2 separate regions of the Homo sapiens genome follow, and region 1 is linked to region 2. Evidence: read pairs that join two places in POLR2A ChIA-PET (ENCODE). Cell type or tissue: PC-9. All regions are shown on one strand. Each heading gives the region's core, and the rest is flanking DNA. Links, peaks and the distances in the headings are about the cores only. Region 1 has its middle 9.7 kb from the start of ESR2. Region 2 overlaps SYNE2 (spectrin repeat containing nuclear envelope protein 2).

Evidence for each region. Peaks named below come from ENCODE experiments on the same cell type or tissue, not always from the same donor. Only the 100,000 strongest peaks of a DNase experiment are listed, where the experiment ranks them.
Region 1: POLR2A ChIA-PET joins it to region 2 with 10 read pairs; 2 of 35 experiments call an interaction of 5 or more read pairs at or near these places.

What each region holds. Positions count from the first base shown.
Region 1 is chr14:64,299,769-64,308,361 of GRCh38, forward strand. It overlaps a transcript of ESR2 not described here. Among named protein-coding and RNA genes, the nearest start is that of ESR2, 9.7 kb to the left of the region's middle. In PC-9, for the core only: a CTCF peak has its summit at 3,903 (motif pointing left); a DNase peak (open chromatin) is centred at 3,853.
Region 2 is chr14:63,892,462-63,901,054 of GRCh38, forward strand. All of the region lies in intron 1 of SYNE2 (spectrin repeat containing nuclear envelope protein 2), which reads left to right. Among named protein-coding and RNA genes, the nearest start is that of SYNE2, 44 kb to the left of the region's middle. RefSeq lists an enhancer at 960-1,484. In PC-9, for the core only: no CTCF peak of the experiment used is centred there; a DNase peak (open chromatin) is centred at 4,110; H3K27ac peaks cover 1,009 bases.

The DNA of each region.
Region 1 (8,593 bases), core at 160-8,159, 410 kb after region 2:
GTTTTCTTCTCTCTTATTCAGTCCTCTCCTTTGCTGGGAATTATAAACAGAAAATGAACTTCTCCAAGTAGTTCATGCAGCTACTTAAGGATCACCAATGCTGTTCCATGGGCCAGGATCTCTGCATTCTCCTCTCCCCTCACATTGTTTCTCTTCCTTTTACATTCTCACATATTATTTTTCTACTGTCCAGGCAGTTTAGCTAACTAGCTTCTTAATGGTTCTGCTCATAGTCAAGTCAAGTGCTTCCTCAGCCTGCTCCACGTATTCTACCACGCCACCAGCCACAGCTTACTAGGAGGACTGCTGTCCTGGCATGACACTGGCTTCTAGTTAACAAAGAACTTGCATGGCCACATCATGCTGCATGTTCACACCAACCCTACAATGTTGATTTTATCACCAATTTGCTGACAAGGAAACTTGAGGGTGTTTTCCAGATTTGCACTCATAGGAACACAGGTCATCTGACTTCCATACAGATGCACACCTGCCTCCTTGCAAGAGATTCAGTTTCTGTGTTCCTAGCACTGAGGCTGTCAACATCTGCCATATTGCACTGCTACTATCTCACAGGCCTTTCAACCGGACCCCATCCCTTCCTTCTCATCCTACCTCTACCCTCCCTCATCTCAGTCTAAAATACCACTCAAGGGAGAAAATTCTTAACAACTTCTTTAGTTATTTTCACCTTAAAATTTTTCTGACAGGCTGGGTGTGGTGGCTCATGCCTGCAATCCCAGCACTTTGGGAGGCCAAGATGAGAGGATCGCTCGAGCCCAGGAGTTCAAGACCAGCCTGGACAACATGGCGAAAACCCATCTCTACAAAAAATACAACAATTAACCAGGTGTGGTGGCACCTGTAGTCCCAGCTACTCGGGAGGCTGAGGCTGGAGGATCACTTGAGCCTGGGAGGTTGAGGCTTCAGTGAGCTAAGATCACACCACTGCACTTCAGCCTGGGTGATAGATACCTCATCTTTAAAAAAAAAAATTTTTTTCTGACACTCAGCATTACATTTATTCTTTCATAAAACACTCTTCTTTGAGACTGCATCTTGCCCTCATGCATTTATCTCTTTGTGACAATGCTCCCTTAATGCTTGCAATACCTTAAGTGTCTACCTGAGACACAAGGAAATATGAGGGTGTTTGCTCACAGATGATGAGGAGGAGGCTATAACTACCATTCATTCAGCAGTTGCTTGTAAATCCTTTGCCTGCACTATTTAATTTTATCCTTAAAACAATCCAATGAGGTGGGTACTCCTTATGTCTCCATTTTACAGATGAGAAGATTAAGACTCAGAGAATTTAAGGAACTTGCCCAACAGCTAGTAAGTAGCAGAGGGTTCAAACCAGATCTGTTTCACACCAAAGCCCATTCTCTCTGAACTGCTGGTCTCCCTAAGACTTTATACACTAGCTGAAGGGAGAAGACAAATGCATAAGACAACCTACAATGCCTGTTGCAAATGATAAGTGACAAATTAATGGTGGCAATCAGGAATTTTGTGGACTTTCAGAAGGTAAGAAGTCACGTTCCCGCATGTTTGGGTTCTTCTGAGAGAGTTACAGTAACTCCCAGAGCTCCTTACCAGGGCTAATTAGAGGGCGCTGATCTCCTCTGGGGTCTCTTCTGAATTACACAGGTGCATGGGCCCAGCCTTGAATCCTTCCCTTGGAGTCCCTCGTTCTTCCACTTTAGCACTGTGGAAGCTTCATTCAGGGCACCTGTAGGCTACAAACTACCTCCATCTGCTCTGTTTTTCAACCTAACCTTGTGGCTGGGAGAAGAGAGCCCAGGATTTCTACGGAGAGAACAGAGAACACAAGGAAACTAGCGCACATAGATCAGAATTGCCCAGTGCAGGGATGGAACCCAGGCTTGGAGTTCCAAGGCTTGGGCCTAGGGTGGGTTTTCAGCACAAACACTTCCTAGTTGTGTGCCCTTCGACATTTTCCCAACTTCTTTGATTTTTCTCTGTAAAATGGGAATAGCACAAGAAGCTATTTCATAGAAATGACAAATTGCTGTAACGTGCCTGACACTTTGTAAATTCTCAATAAATAGTAGCTTGAAAACAACCCAGAGATCCTCAGATTGAAGGACTTCCCAGGTGTACAGAAGCCTTGGCCTAAGAGATGGCAAGGAGCAGGTTTTCCTCTTTGGGAAGTTTGGGCTCTGAGGGTAGAGAAGACAGTGAACGGATTAAATGCCTGCCTGGAGTGTGTTGTGGAACTCTGCACACATCTCTTCAAGCAGGCCCAATTGTGAAGTTAGAGAAAGACCCCTGACACCTGACCCAATTATAAGAGTAATTTGCAGCAGTGTTTCTCCCATTTCACAGGGTCATAAGAGTCACCTGGGTCACTTTTTTATTTTTTATTTTTATTTATTTATTTATTTATTTATTTATTTATTTATTTATTTTTTGAGACAGTCTCGCTCTGTCGCCCAGGCTGGAGTGCAGTGGCGCAATCTCGGCTCACTGCAAGCTCTGTCTCCCGGGTTCATGCCATTCTCCTGCCTCGGCCTCCCAAATAGCTGGGACTACAGGCTCCTGCCACCATGCCCGGCTAATTTTTTTGTATTTTTAGTAGAGATGGAATTTCACCGTGTTAGCCAGGATGGTCTCAATCTCTTGATCTCGTGATCCACCCGCCTCGGCCTCCCAAAGTGCTGGGATTACAGGTGTGAGGCACCGCGCCCGGCCTCACCTGGGTTGCTTATTTAAAATACAGATTCCCAGCCCCCTCCCCCAAAATGTTCTAACCCAGGTGCTCTAGGGCAGGTCCTGGGAATGTTTATTTTACACAAGCCACTGGGTGATTTCATGACCAAAGAAGTTTAGGAAACATTGCTTTAAGCATTCAAAGAACTTATGTGTCCTCTATGTAATAGAATCTACATAATGAGCAGATTTATCATCCCCACTTTACAGGAAAAGTAACTAAGACCCGACAAGCTTCAGCAGCATGCAAGAGCCTGCTCAGGCTGGCTCAAGAGAGCCTACTGTTGTTGTTATTGTTGTTTTGTTTTTTTGAGATGGAGTTTCACTGTTGTCGCCCAGGCTGGAGTGCAGTGGCACAATCTCGGCTCACTGCAACCTCCGCCTCCTGGGTTCAAGCGATTCTCCTGCCTCAGCCTCCCGAGTAGCTGGGACCACAGGCACCTGCCACCACGCCCAGCTAATTTTTTGTATTTTTAGTAGAAATGGGGTTTCACTATGTTGGCCAGGCTGGTCTCCAACTCCCGACCTCAGGTAATCCTCCTGCCATGGCCTCCCAAATTGCTGGGATTACAGGCATGAGCCACCGCGCCCAGCCAAGAGAGCCTACTGTTAAATGTTCAAGGAATTTGCAATTCGGTGATTAAACCCCGAGTGGCTTGAATTTGGCCATGGTGGAATAACTACACTCCAGATTTCTCCTCGCCAGAAGGGAGCTCACAGGTGCTCAGGTCGGCTTCTTTTTTCAAACAACCCAGGGCACTGATAGAAGTGAACACTTCTTGGCTGTTCTCTTGTTTTGGGTGCATGGCTCAGTTTGAATATTGTCTTTTTCTCTACTGAAATTCATAAACATTACATACAAATCAGCAATCTAGGGCTTTTTTTTTTTTTTTAAAGAGCTGGTTTACTAGCACATCACTGAGTCAGGGTCAGTAGTTTGTCTGACTGTTAGCAAAAAAGCTGAAGTTCACCTGTGTTCTCGCTCCTTAATCCATGTGCATTCTCCTCCTGCTCCCTCTATCGTCCCTTCAACCTCCAGTCCTGGATAGCGTTAAGGGCTCAAATTCTAACAAGGATCACCTGCTAGAGAGTTGGTTCAGAATTTCTAAAGACTTTAAGTGATCATTCTTTTCCACAACAGGTTGATGTCTCCCTCTAGTGGATAGGAAAGAGTAAGACAAGTTTTTAGATCATTGTATATGTGTAACATGTTGAAATATATAGAGAGCTAATTTCCAATAGCAGCACAAAAATTTCCTTTTTATTCATTTAATATTTCATTCACTCAGCATTTATGATTTGCTTACTATGTGCCAGATATTGAGGTATAAAGATAAAAAAATGAGAAAAGTCACTATATACTGAGAAAGACTGCCAAGATACATTGAGAAGAAAATCAGAGTGCAGAACGTTATGAAAAATATACTATCATTTGTTTATAAAGGCAAAAGAAAGAATACATACATACATTCACATAGGATATATTTAGAGAGACACACAAAATACTGTTAATATTAGTTGGTTTTGGCCGGGCATGGTGGCTCACGCCTGTAATCCCAGCACTTTGGAAGGCTGAGATGGGAGGATTGCTTGAGCCCAGTTCAAAAACAGGCTGAGCAACATGGCAAAACTCCATCTCTACAAAAAATACATTTAGCTGGGCACAGTGGTGCATGCCTGTAGTCCTAGCTACTCAGAGGGCTGAGGTGGGAGGATCACCTGAGCCCGGCAGGTTCGAGGCTGCAGTGAGCTATGACTGCCACTGCCCTGCAGCCTGGGCGACAGAGCAAGACTCTTTTCATACAAGACTAGTGCATATGCCACAGCAATTTGATTGGTTACAGATTGCTAAATTCCAAGAAAGAATACTTTATTACTCTATAAGGAGGGGTAATGATCTGTGGGGGTCTTTGGTGCTGTTTGTTCTTAATTATCTAAAGGAAAAACAAGGCAAAAGTTGCAGCTGCATGCCATGTGACTCAGGCTGCACAGCCACACACCTCTCAAGGCTCAGAATAAAGTTCCAACAGCTTTAAGTTTGAATTATTTAATTTCACATACTTATTCAAAAGTAAATTAAAACCTGCGCATAGTAGCTGATGCCTGTAACCTCCAACGCTTTGGGAGGCTGAAGCAGGAGGATCACTTGAAGTCAGGAGTTTGAGATCAGCCTGGGCAACATAGTGAGACCATGTCTCTGCAAAAAAAAAATCTTTTAAAAATTAGCTGGGTGTGGTGACTCATGCCTCTAGTCCTAGCTACTTGGGAGGCTGAGGTGGGAGGATGGCTTGAGCCCAGGAGTTTGAGGCTGCAGTGAGCTGTGATTGTTCCACTGCACTCTAGCCTGGGCAACAGAGCGAGACATTCTGTCAAACAAACAAACAAACAATAAATAAATAAATAAAGTATTAAAATTTAAAAAGTTAAAACTGGTTTTAAATGTATTCAAAGAGCTATTTTCTTCTAAAATATTAAAAGCAAACTGCTTATAAAAATTAATAGGCGGCCAGGCGTGGTGGCTCACGCCTGTAATCCCAGCTCTTTGGGAGGCTGAGGTGGGTGGATCACAAGGTCAGGAGATCGAGACCAACCTGGCTAACACGGTGAAACCCCGTCTCTACTAAAAATACAAAAAAATTAGCCGGGCGTGGTGGCGGGCGCCTGTAGTCCCAGCTACTCTGGAGGCTGAGGCAGGAGAATGGCGTGAACCCAGGAGGCAGAGCTTGCACTGAGCCGAGATCGTGCCACTGCACTCCAGCCTGGGCGACAGAGCGAGACTCCGTCTCAAAAAAAAAAAAAAAAAATTAATTAATAGGCAACATTTTAAAATATCAAGATTTTAACTCAAAAATATTTAAAGCTAATTTTAAAAATTATTATACTAGGCCGGGCGCAGTGGCTCACGCCTGTAATCCCAGCACTTTGGGAGGCCAAGGCGGGCGGATCACGAGGTCAGGAGATCGAGACCATCCTGGCTAACACAGTGAAACCCCATCTCTACTAAAAATACAAAAAAATTAGGCGGGCGTGGTAGCGGACACCTGTAGTCTCAGCTACTTGGGAGGCTGAGGCAGGAGAATGGTGTGAACCAGGGCAGCGGAGCTTGCAGTGAGCCAAGATCGCACCACTGCACTCCAGCCTGGGCAACACAGCGAGACTCTGTCTCAATAAATAAATAAATAAATAAAATATATATACTATATAAAATGCTTTATACAAATTAGTCATAATTCTACCATTTAATGTCCATCTGGTTGATGCAGTAAAGAAGCATAGTATATCTAGAACTACCTATGTACAGATTTAAGTCAATGTTAGGTATTTAACACTACCAAATGTTCCTCAGCTTCTGTGCATAGCAATTGTAGTACCGTGCTAACTCCTGAATAACTCTGAAGCAAGAAAATGGGACTACAGAAAAATAGGCCGGGCACGGTGGCTCACGCCTGTAATCCCAGCACTTTGGGAGGCCGAGGCAGGCGGATCACAAGGTCAAGAGATTGAGATCATCCTGACCAACATGGTGAAACCCCGTCCCTAGTAAAAATACAAAAATTAGCTGGGCATGGTGGCGCATGCCTGTAATACCAGCTACTCGGGAGGCTGAGGTAGGAGAATCACTTGAACCCGGGAGGCAGAAGTGAGCTGAGATCCGCCATTGCACTCCAGCCTGGGTGACAAGAGCGAAACTCCATCTCAAAAAAAAAGAAAAAAAAAAAGAAAGTAAAAAGAAAAAGAATACTACATTGTGCAAGAAACACCTGCATTTTGGCTCTTAAGAAGAATTAAACAAGTTAATTTGTCTTTTTTCTCATCTAAATGCTTCTGCTACTCCACTCCGTCCTGTCCTTAAAAGTAATGTTTATCTCTGACATCAGCAGCAACACAAACCTTCATGGCATTTGGACATAGTTGGATTTTGTTTCAAGGACTTGGAAACCAGAAAAAGACAAACAAAGGGCCCCTATACCTAGTTTGCTGAGTTTTTATTAGGAACGGATGTTAGATTTTGTCAAACACTTTTGGTGGATCTGTTGGGGTAATCATATGGTTTAATTTTATGTTAATGTAGTGAATTATATTGATTGGGCTTTGAAATGAAGACTTATATGCCTGAAATAAACTCCGGTTGGTCTTAATGCATTGTCCTTTTTACATATTGTTAGGTTAGATTTGCTAAAATTTCCTTGAGAATTTTTGCACCTGTGTTCCTGAAGACTACTGATCTGTAGTTTTCTAAGAATGTCTTTGTCAGGTTTTGGTATCAGGGTAATGCTGTTATCCTAGGATGAATTGGGAAGTATTCCATTGGCTTCCATTTTCTGAAAGAGGTGGTAGAGAACTGCTGTTATTTCTCCTTAATCATTTGGTATAATTCACCACTGAAGCCATCTGGGCTTGGAGTTTTCCTTGTAGGAAGGTTTTAAACTACAAATTCAATTTTAAAAAATAGATATAGGACTACTCAGGTCAGCTCTTCTTGTACAATTTTTGGTAATTTGGTTTTTTTCAAGGGGTTTGTCCATTTTATATATGTTGAATTTTTTGTTAAAAAGTTTTTCATAATATTCTCTAATTATTATTTTAATAGCTGTAGAATCTGTAGGTTATCTCCTTCATTCCTGATATTTGCAATTTGTGTTTCCTTTCACTTTTTTTCTGTTCAGTCTGGCTAGAGGTTTATTAATTTAATTTAATTTATTTATTTATTTATTTATTTATTTTAAGACAGAGTCTTGCTCTGTCACCCAGGCTGGAGTGCAGTGGCACGATCTCGGCTCACTGCAACCTCTGCCTCCTGGGTTCAAGTGATCCTCCTGCCTCAGCCTCCTGAGTACCTGGGATTACAGGCATGTGCCACCATGCCCAGCTAATTTTTTTTGTATTTTTAGTAGAGATGGGGTTTCACTATGTTGGTCAGGGTGGTCTCGAACTCCTGACCTCGTGATCCGCCCACCTCAGCCTTCCAAAGTGCTGGAATTACAGGCATGAGCCACCACACCGGTCTTTTAACCTGTTTTTTGTTTTGTTTTGTTTTGTTTATTTTTGAGACAGAGTCTCATTCTGTCGCCCAGGCTGGAGTGCAGTGGCACGATCTCAGCTCACTGCAATCTCCGCCTCCTGGGTTCACGCCATTCTCCTGCCTCAGCCTCCTGAGTAGGTGGGACTACAGGCGCCCACCACCACGCCCGGCTAATTTTTTTGTATTTTTGGTAGAGACTGGGTTACACTGTGTTAGCCAGGTTGGTCTCACCTTCTGACCTCGTGATCCACCCGCCTCGGCCTCCAAAAATGCTGGGATTACAGGCGTGAGCCACCATGCCCGGCCTAGGGATTTATTAATTTTATTGATCTTCTCAAAGAACCAGCTTTAGGCTTTATTGATTTCCTGCTATTTTTGTTTTCTATTTCATAAGTTTCTGCTCCAATCTTAATTATTTCCTGTCTTCATTTTATTCTGTGTTTAACTTACTCTTTTTCTAATTTCGTTTTTTGTTTGTTTGTTTGTTGTTTTTGTTGTTGTTGTTGAGACGGGGTCTTGCTTTGTCACACAGACTGGAGTGCAGTGGCATGAACATGCCTCAGTGCAGCCTCAACCTCCCAGGCTCAAGCCACCCTCCCACCTCAGCCTCCTGAGGAGCGGAGACCACAAGTGCATGACACCCTGCCCAGCTAATTTTTGTATTTTTTGTAGAGAGGCGGTCTCACCATGTTGCCCAGGTTGGTCTTGAACTCCTGAGCTCAAGCCATCACCTGCCTCGGCCTCCCAAAGTGCTAGGATTATAGGCATGAGACACCGCGCCGGGCCCCTATTTTCTAATATAGGCATTTAGTGCTACAAGACTCCCTCTAGCAC
Region 2 (8,593 bases), core at 268-8,267:
TTGGCATTTTTACCTTAAAATACATCCAGGAAGATATTTGAAGTCAATTCAGTTTTCCATGGCTAAGAATTCCGGTCATTTGGGGAGAAAAAAAAAATGTCAAAAATGGAAGAAAGAGAAGCAATTCAAGTGAAGATATCCAAGGAAGGAATTGCAACTTCTTTTTTGTATTCTGTGACTCATGAAGACCCGAGGTTAAAAATTATTTTTAGTATTATTTCTGTTTTTATTTGTGTGTGTGTAAAAAATAAATCCTTGGTGTACTTTCTTTTTTTTTTTTTTTTTGTTGTAGAGACAGGGGTCTCACTATGTTGCACAGGCTGGCCTTGAACTCTGGGGCTTAAGCAGTCCTCCTGCCTCAGCCTCCCAAGTAGCTGGCCTATAGGCTAGGGCTACCATGCCTGGCTGTTTTATTTATTTAGTTTTTAAATTTATTCATTCTCTTTTATTCACAAAGGATTTAAGATGATCACAACAAATACATATAAGATCAGATATTATATGTCAGTCAAGAGTAAAAACAAAACATAATACAAAGGCCAGAGAAAAACAAATACAGTGAGGGTCTACACAGTTACTAGAGTTAGACCTCAAAGTTAGCCCTGTGTTTTGGGGCAGCCAAAGTGAAAAAGGAACATTAATTATATGATTCTTATTTTTAGAAAAGAAAACAACAACAGACACCCATTCTTCATTTCTCAAAGGAAATGAAGTATTTTCTAGCACTAAATTCTTTAAAAAAAAAGAAAAAGAAAAAAATTTAATAGAAGGGCTTCCTACACGGAGAAGCTGAAGGTTATAGAAATGGTGTCCTTGGCCAGGTGCGGTGGCTCGCACTTTTAATCGTAGCCGTTTGGGAGGCCAAAGCAGTCGGATCACTTGAGTCCGGGAGCTCGAGACCAGCCTGGGCAACATTGTGAGACCTATTTTTTTGTCACTACAAAAAAAATTAAGAAATTAGCTGGGCGTGGTGGCACACGCCTGTAGTCCCATCTACTCAGGAGGCTGAGGTGGATCACTTGAGCCTGGGAGGTTGAGGCTGCAGTAAGGTAAGATCGTGCCACTGTACTCCAGCCTGGGCAATAGAGCAAGTCCCTGTCTCAAAAAAAGAGAAACTTTCTTCAACAACATTGCTCAAGTTATTAATTTATTCTTTTTAAAAATCTTTTCTCAAACATCTATTATGTAGCAACTATATGGCATACACTATGCTACATAATAAAGATAAAACAGCAAGCAAAACAGCCCTTCTCACAGGACTAGAATCTGGAATCTGAAGAATCTGTTTCACAGGGCCAGGGTAGGCTCAGTGTGGAGAGTCTAAGGAGTGTGTTTCTCCTTGTTAGCTGGCCAAGCTAAACATTCAGGATGTACAGCCTCTAAGTGATGCAAGGATGTCCGTAGTATACTCCAGCTTAAAATGCCTGGAAGGGTCTAACGAGCTAGGCGATGGGAGTCAAGGCTCCAGCCAGCTTGGCTGGGATGCAGGGCTGAGATTATTCCTGGAGTAGGGAGCAGAGATGAGTGATCTGTTAGTTACTCAGTTACTTCTTTGGGGAAAAAGGCCAGTTCACCTCGAGCCAAGTTACCCAATGACAGACTGACCTAATTATTTGTTTCTTTTCAGTTCTATTTTAAAAGTTTAAACAGTTTGTATAAGATAAGATGGTTTTAACAGCTTTTTGAAGATGCATGTGATGTTTAAGATGGACTTTTTCTTTTTAATGTGCTGGCATTTTATGGATTTTTTTTTTTTTTTTGAGACAGGGCATTGTTCCTGTGCCCAGGCTGGAATGCAGTGGATGTGATCATAGGATCATAGCTCACTGCAGCCCTAATTAAGCTCCTGGGCTCAAACTGTCCTCCTGCCTCAGCGTCTTGAGCAGCTAGGACTATAGGCATGCTCCACCATGCCCTGCTAATTAAAAACAATTTTTTTTTCTAGAAATGGCATTTTGCTATGTTGCCCAGGCTGGTCTTGAACTCCTGGCCTCAGGGGATCCTCCTGCCGTGGCCTCCAAAGTGCTGGGATTGCAGGTGTGAGCCACTGCATCCGGCCATTATAAAATAACATGTGTTTGCATTGCTGGAACGGGAGTGTGCTGGGGCAGAGGTAGATAAAAATACACTGCAGAGCCTGGACTGCTGTTCTCCCAGAGAGGAGATTGAGGGGCAGAATGAGGGAATGGAGGGAAGGCAGAATAAGTATATTCACCAGGAGTATAATCATTACAAATATATTCTTTGATGTAAAGTGTCCTTAGGAATATATTTTTATTATGAATAATAATTCATTATGGCCCTCACTACGTTCTCTCTCTCCATTACTCTGTTCCATACTACCCTAGAAACATTGTTAATCTGTTGCTTGTAGGCAAGACTCTGTTGATTCAGGCTTTCTATGGGACTCCGGCTATTGGTGATACACGTTTAGTTCAAGAGTGATGGGACATAAATCTGGCAGAAATGATAGTAGGTCACAAAGTCATTCCTGTGTTTTCCGTAGGGATGCTTTAGCATGTTGTCTACAAATTAGGCCTCTTCCTAGAGCTTACAGCTGGGATCTAGCTGTCTTCAAGTGATATGGCATTGAGAAATATTAAGATAATCTCATTTATTGAAAGCACATAAATTTCCATTTTCTTTTCTTTTTTTTTTTTTTGAGATGAAGTCTCTCTCTGTTGCCTAGGTGGTGTGCAGTGGCATGATCTTGGCTCACTGCAACCTCCGCCTCCTGGGTTCAAGTGATTCTCCTGCCTCAGCCTCCAGAGTAGCTGGGACTACAGGCGCCCGCCACCACCCCTGGCTAATTTTTTTTTTTTTATTTTTAGTAGAGACAGGGTTTCACCATATTGGCCAGGCTGGTCTTGAACTCCTGACCTTGTGATCTGCCTGCCTTGGCCTCCCAAAGTGCTGGGATTACAGGCGTGAGCCACTGCACCTGGCCAAATTTCCATTTTCTACTACCAATTTTTTCTTTCTCACCAATGAATAACAATTTACATTTGTGGCCCAGGAAGGGTGGTTCACACCTGTAATCCTAGCACTTTGGAGGCCAAAGTGCATGGGTCACTTAAGCCTGGGAGTTTGAGACCAGCCTGGGCAACATGGCAAGATCCTGTCTCTATCAAAAAAAAAAAAAAAAAAAAATTCAGAAATTAGCTGGGCAGGTGGTGTGTGCCTATTGTCCCAGGTACTCAAGAGGCTGAGGTGGGAGGATGGCTTGAGTCCAGGAGGCAAAGGTGGCAGTGAGTTGAAATTGTGCACTGTACTCCAGCCTGGGTGACAGAGTGAGACCCTGTCTCCAAATCTCCAAAAAAAAAAAAAAAAAAAACCTAGAAAAAATTTACATTTTTGTAATTTCATTACAAAATTTCATTACAATTTTGTAATTTCAACATGCTACATACTAAATGAGATAATCATCTTGTCCTTACAGAAAGTCTGTGACTTAATTTATTTATATCCTCTCTTATTCCAGGGAAAAGTTTGAAGCACTTTATAGAGAAACATAAAATTCTATAGAAGAAAAAATAGATGAGGACATTGGAATGAAGGAAAAATAGGGATAGGTGGATGTAGACAGTGGTAAAGCAACTTATTTTCTATAAAGTCATTTGTAGTTGCTAGAGATCGGCTGTAGCAGCCAAAAAAGGGAGGGAAACCTTGTTTATAAAAATAACATGTTCATTAAATTAAAAGAATAGATGCCTAGGATCACAGTTTTTCTTGGTACTGAGACCTGAGAGAATTTTCCATAGCATGTTCTCATAAAAGGAACACTGGTTTATGGGCTGTGTACTCCCGAACTCCTGTAGAAAGAGTACAATGGTAGGTTTCTCTTGACTTTTTCCTATCATATCCTGCATAGTAAGGCTTGTGGGATCACACTGAAATACATTTTAATAAAAGCAGTTCTCTGAAGGGGTAGAACAATGCAGTTCAGGTTCATGGCTCCCTGGCAGCTGGACAGGATCCAAAGACAACATCCAGGAATGGGTGGACTCTGTTTCAGGCATTCCTCTATGAATATTGTTTCTTGTAATCCAGTGTTTGTAAATGCGTGGCGGAGAACTTTGGGTTAGATTCCTTGGCAGGAATCTGAAAGTCTGAATGTTGGCCTGGACAAAATCATTACCCTCATTTAACAGATGAAGAAACAGGACCTTGGAGAAGCTGATGATTGCCCAAGGCCGAGTGGTCAGTGGAGAAGCTGGGACTACAGCCGAGTTCTCCTGACTCTAAGTCTAGTGCTCTTTCAGCCATTTCCTCTCATTTCTCTAACTTACATAGAATTCTGTTAAAATTTTAAAGAGTTAATAATGACTATTTTAAACATTGATAATGGACTCCCTACTTAGATGTTTAACTAAGTAAACTATATAGCTGAAGTCTGTCCTCCCAGTCCTTTGCCCTCCACTCTGTGAAGTGGTGGGTATCCTGCCTTAGCATGTTTTTGTTCTTTTACTGTATATGTGTTCATGCGTGTGTTTAAAATGTATATAAATGGCCTGGCGCAGTGGCTCACACCTGTAATTCCAGCACTTTGGGAGGCCAAGGCAGGCAGATCACCTGTCATCAGGAGTTTGAGACCAGCCTGGCCAACATGGTGAAACCTTGTCTCTACCAAAAAATACAAAATTTAGCCAGGCATGGTGGTGCATACCTGTAATTTCAGCTACTTGGGAGGCTGAGGCAGGAGAATTGCTTGAACCCGGGAGGTGGAGATTGCAGTGAGCTGAGCTTGTGCCACTGCACTCCAGCCTGGGCGACAGAGTGAGACCCTATCTCTAAATAAATAAATAAATAAATAAATAAATTTACATAAAGGACATATGACTTCATAGCATGTCTATCCTTTGTGCTGGCTCGTTTCCCCACCTTTGTAGTTCTGATATCTATCCATGCTGATATTGGCTGTTCATTCATTTTAGCTGTGAATAGTCTTCACTTCTGCATGAATCAGCGACAGTTTATCTGTTTCTCTGCTGACAGTATTAGATTATTTCCACTTTTTTCCTTACAAACAGTTCTACCCTGATTATTCTTGAATGTGTCTCCTTGTGTATACATGCACTTTTACAGGATTTTTTAGTTGGCAGAAATGAGCATCAGGCAGATGTGAGAACATCTTTGCTGAGCCCTCCTGGGCCAACCTTGGACCCAGCATGCCATTTGGGTTCATTCGCAGCCGGTGCTGTTCTGGCCTCAGTGGGCCTTCAGCTGCCCTCACAATCCTTGTATGCTTCTTTGGTTGGTTGGTTTGTGTTCTTAACTGGCCTGTTCCAAGCATTGTTTATTCCTCAAGGACCCCACACCACCCATGCTCCCCCTGCTCCTGCTCCCAGGAGATGACCTCAGCTCTTATTTTCCTGAGAAAAATGAAGTCAGATGATGAGAGCTCCGTTCATTCTTCTCTACTTCAAAATTTCTCAGCATTCCTACCCAGAGGAACAGCGAGCATGTTTTGCAAACCACAAATTCTTCATGGAATGCATGGAGGAATACATTTTTTAAAAAAGTTTCTGAGATCCCAAATTGGAACTTTGTCTTATCATGAGCTGCTTTATGTTCAAAGCCACTCATTGAAATCTCTCTGAACACAGCCGCCAGCTCTTCTAGTGTATTTCCTAATGTATGCAAACCGTAATCATTCTTCAGCCTCACTGAGACAGCAGTCTGTACACTCTCTCATTTCATGGGTTCACTCCTGCCTGTAGTCACATCCCTCCTTCCCATGTAATCTTCCCCACAGCTTGCACCCCAAACCTCCCTCTCAGAGCCCTCCCTTTTCCTGCCTCAATCTGCTGCATCACTATCGTCCTGGGAACGTCCCTTTATTTCTTCTGTATTCAATGCCCAGTCCCTGTTTTTCTCACTTTTAGTTTAGTGTTCTATTTTGTTGGCATACTTTCGTTCATCTTGTTTTACCTTATTTTGTTGGTATAGTTTTATTTTTTTTTGAGACAGAGTTTCGCCATTGCCCAGGCTGGAGTGCTGTGTTGCCATCTTGGCCCACTGCAGTCTCTGCCTCCCTGGCTCAAGCGATCCACCCGCCACAGCCACCCGAGTAGCTGGGACTACAGGCGCATGCCACCGCACCTGGTTAATTTTTGTTTTTTTTTGTAGAGACGGGGTTTTGCTAGTTGCCCAGGCTGGTCTCGAACTCCTGGCCTCAAGCGATTCGCCCACCTTGGCCTCCCAGAGTGCTGAGATTACAGGCATGAATCACTGCACCTGGCCCTCACCAGTAGCTTTCTAAGAACAAGTGTTTAGGACATACATTTTTTTTGAGCTTTGTGTGTGAGGAAATTACTTTTTTCTACCCTAACACTTGATTCGTACTTTAGCTGGATATAAATTATAGGTTGAAAAGTTTTCTTTTAAAACTTTGTTCAATATACATATAACATAAAGTTTATCATCCTAACCATTTTTAAGTGGTATTAATTGCTGCTGGTGGATTCACATTGTTGTGTAACCATCACCACCATCCATTTCCAGAACTCTTTTCATTTTGTGAAACTGAAACTATATATTCATTAAACAATTAAAAGTTAATTAAAATAGTTAACTCTCCATTCCCTGGCAGCACCATTCTACTGTCTGTCTCTATAAAGTTTGATGACTGTAGGTACCTTATGTAAGTGGAATCAGACAGCATTTGTGGAAAATTTTCTGATTATGTGTTGATTTCACATTTGTGAATGTCAGGTTTTTTAGCTTTGGAAGTTTTCATCCTTAAGTTTTTTTTTTTTGAGATGGTGTCTTGCTCCGTGTGTGTAAGTGGAGTGCAGTGTCACGATCTCAGCTTACTGCAACCTCCGCCTCCTGGGTTCAAGCAATTCTTCTGTCTCAACCTCCCAAGTAGCTGGGACTATAGGCGCCTGCCACCACACCCAGCTAATTTTTGTATTTTTAGTAGAGACAGGGTTTCACCTTGTTGGCCAGGCTGGTCTTGAACTCCTGACCTCAGGTGATCCACCTGCCTTGGCCTCCCAAAGTGCTGGGATTACAGGCATGAGTCACTGTGCCTGGCCCTGTTTGTTAGTTTTTTTGAGACAGGGTCTTGCTCTGTCACCCAGGCTGGAGTGCCGTGGCGCAATCATGGCTTATTGCAGCCTTGACCTCCTGGGCTCGGGTGATCCTCCTGCCTCAGCCTCCCAAGTAGCTGGGACTACAGGCACACACCACCATGCCTAGCTAATTTTTGTATTTTTTGTAAAGATGGGGTTTTACCATGTTGCCTAGGCTGGTCTAGAACACCTGGTCTCAAGTGATCCTCTTGCCTTGGCTTCCCACAGTGCTGGGATTACAGGCGTGAGCCACTGTGCCTGAGTGTTTTCACTCTTTGTTCTAGTATGGTGACTAGCTTTTAATTTTTACTGCTGATTAAGAAATAGGATAATCCCTATAAATGTATTTCACAGATTATAATAAATACCATTTATATACTGTGTAGTATATTTCTTAATAGTATTTAATAAATGTTAATTGTTGTCATTTTTAGTTTCATGAGTGTTTTCCTTGAATTCCAGCAACCACCTTAAACAAGAAGTATTATTCCCATTCTACAGCAGTGGATACTGAAGTTCAGAGCATCTGGGACTAGGTCAGGGCCAGCGGAAGGCTCTTTTAGGGAAGTGGCTACATTTCCTCAGGATGTTCTGATCATGGGTTAAGTGGGTGGTTTCTCACCACAGTTGGTATTGGTTGGTGACACTGCTTTGTTGTGAGATTGCAAGCCCAGTGGCATCATGATTTGAGAATTGCTACATTTTTGTTTTCCAAAAGTGTAATGCATAGATAGGTGTATTAGTTTGTTTTCACGCTGCTGATAAAGACATACTTGAGACTGGGAAGAAAAAGAGGTTTAATGAACTTAAACTTCCACATGGCTGGGGAGGCCTCACAATCATGATGGAAGGGAAGGAGGAGCAAGTCACGACTTACATGGATGGCAGCAGGCAAAAAGAGAGCTTGTGCAGGAAAACTCCCCCAATAGTAACCATCAGATCTCATGAGACTCATTCACAATCATGAGAACAGTGCAGGAAAGACCCACCGCCATAATTCAATCACCCCCCACTAGGTTCCTCCCATGACACGTGGGAATTGTGGGAGTTAAAATTCAGGATGAGATTTGGGTGGGGACACAGCCAGACCATATCATAGGATTGGTTGTTCTGGCATTTGTGTGGTGTCATTAGAAGAATAAAGTGCCCAGGAGGAGGGAATAGAGTGGATCTTACAAATCACCTGACCTGGAAATATGCACCAGTTGCTTCTAGTCAAATGATGATTACAGGATAAATAATAAGGGGAAAAGTTAATGGGAAAAAGATGAACAAATTTATTGCAGTGTTTCACCAACTTTCTGCTGTGAGCTTGTAAGTGGACTGTCAATTGCTAGGAATAGCTCTACAATTTAACTGATAAAGGAGAAGATCCTTCCACATTCCTAGGTGGACTATAAATAACAGAGTACAGCTGAAGAATGGAAAAAGAACAGGAGAGACACCCCAGGGAAAATGCTGGCTTTAAAATCACTCTGTTAAAGAAATAACGTGAATGCTACATCTGTTATGATATA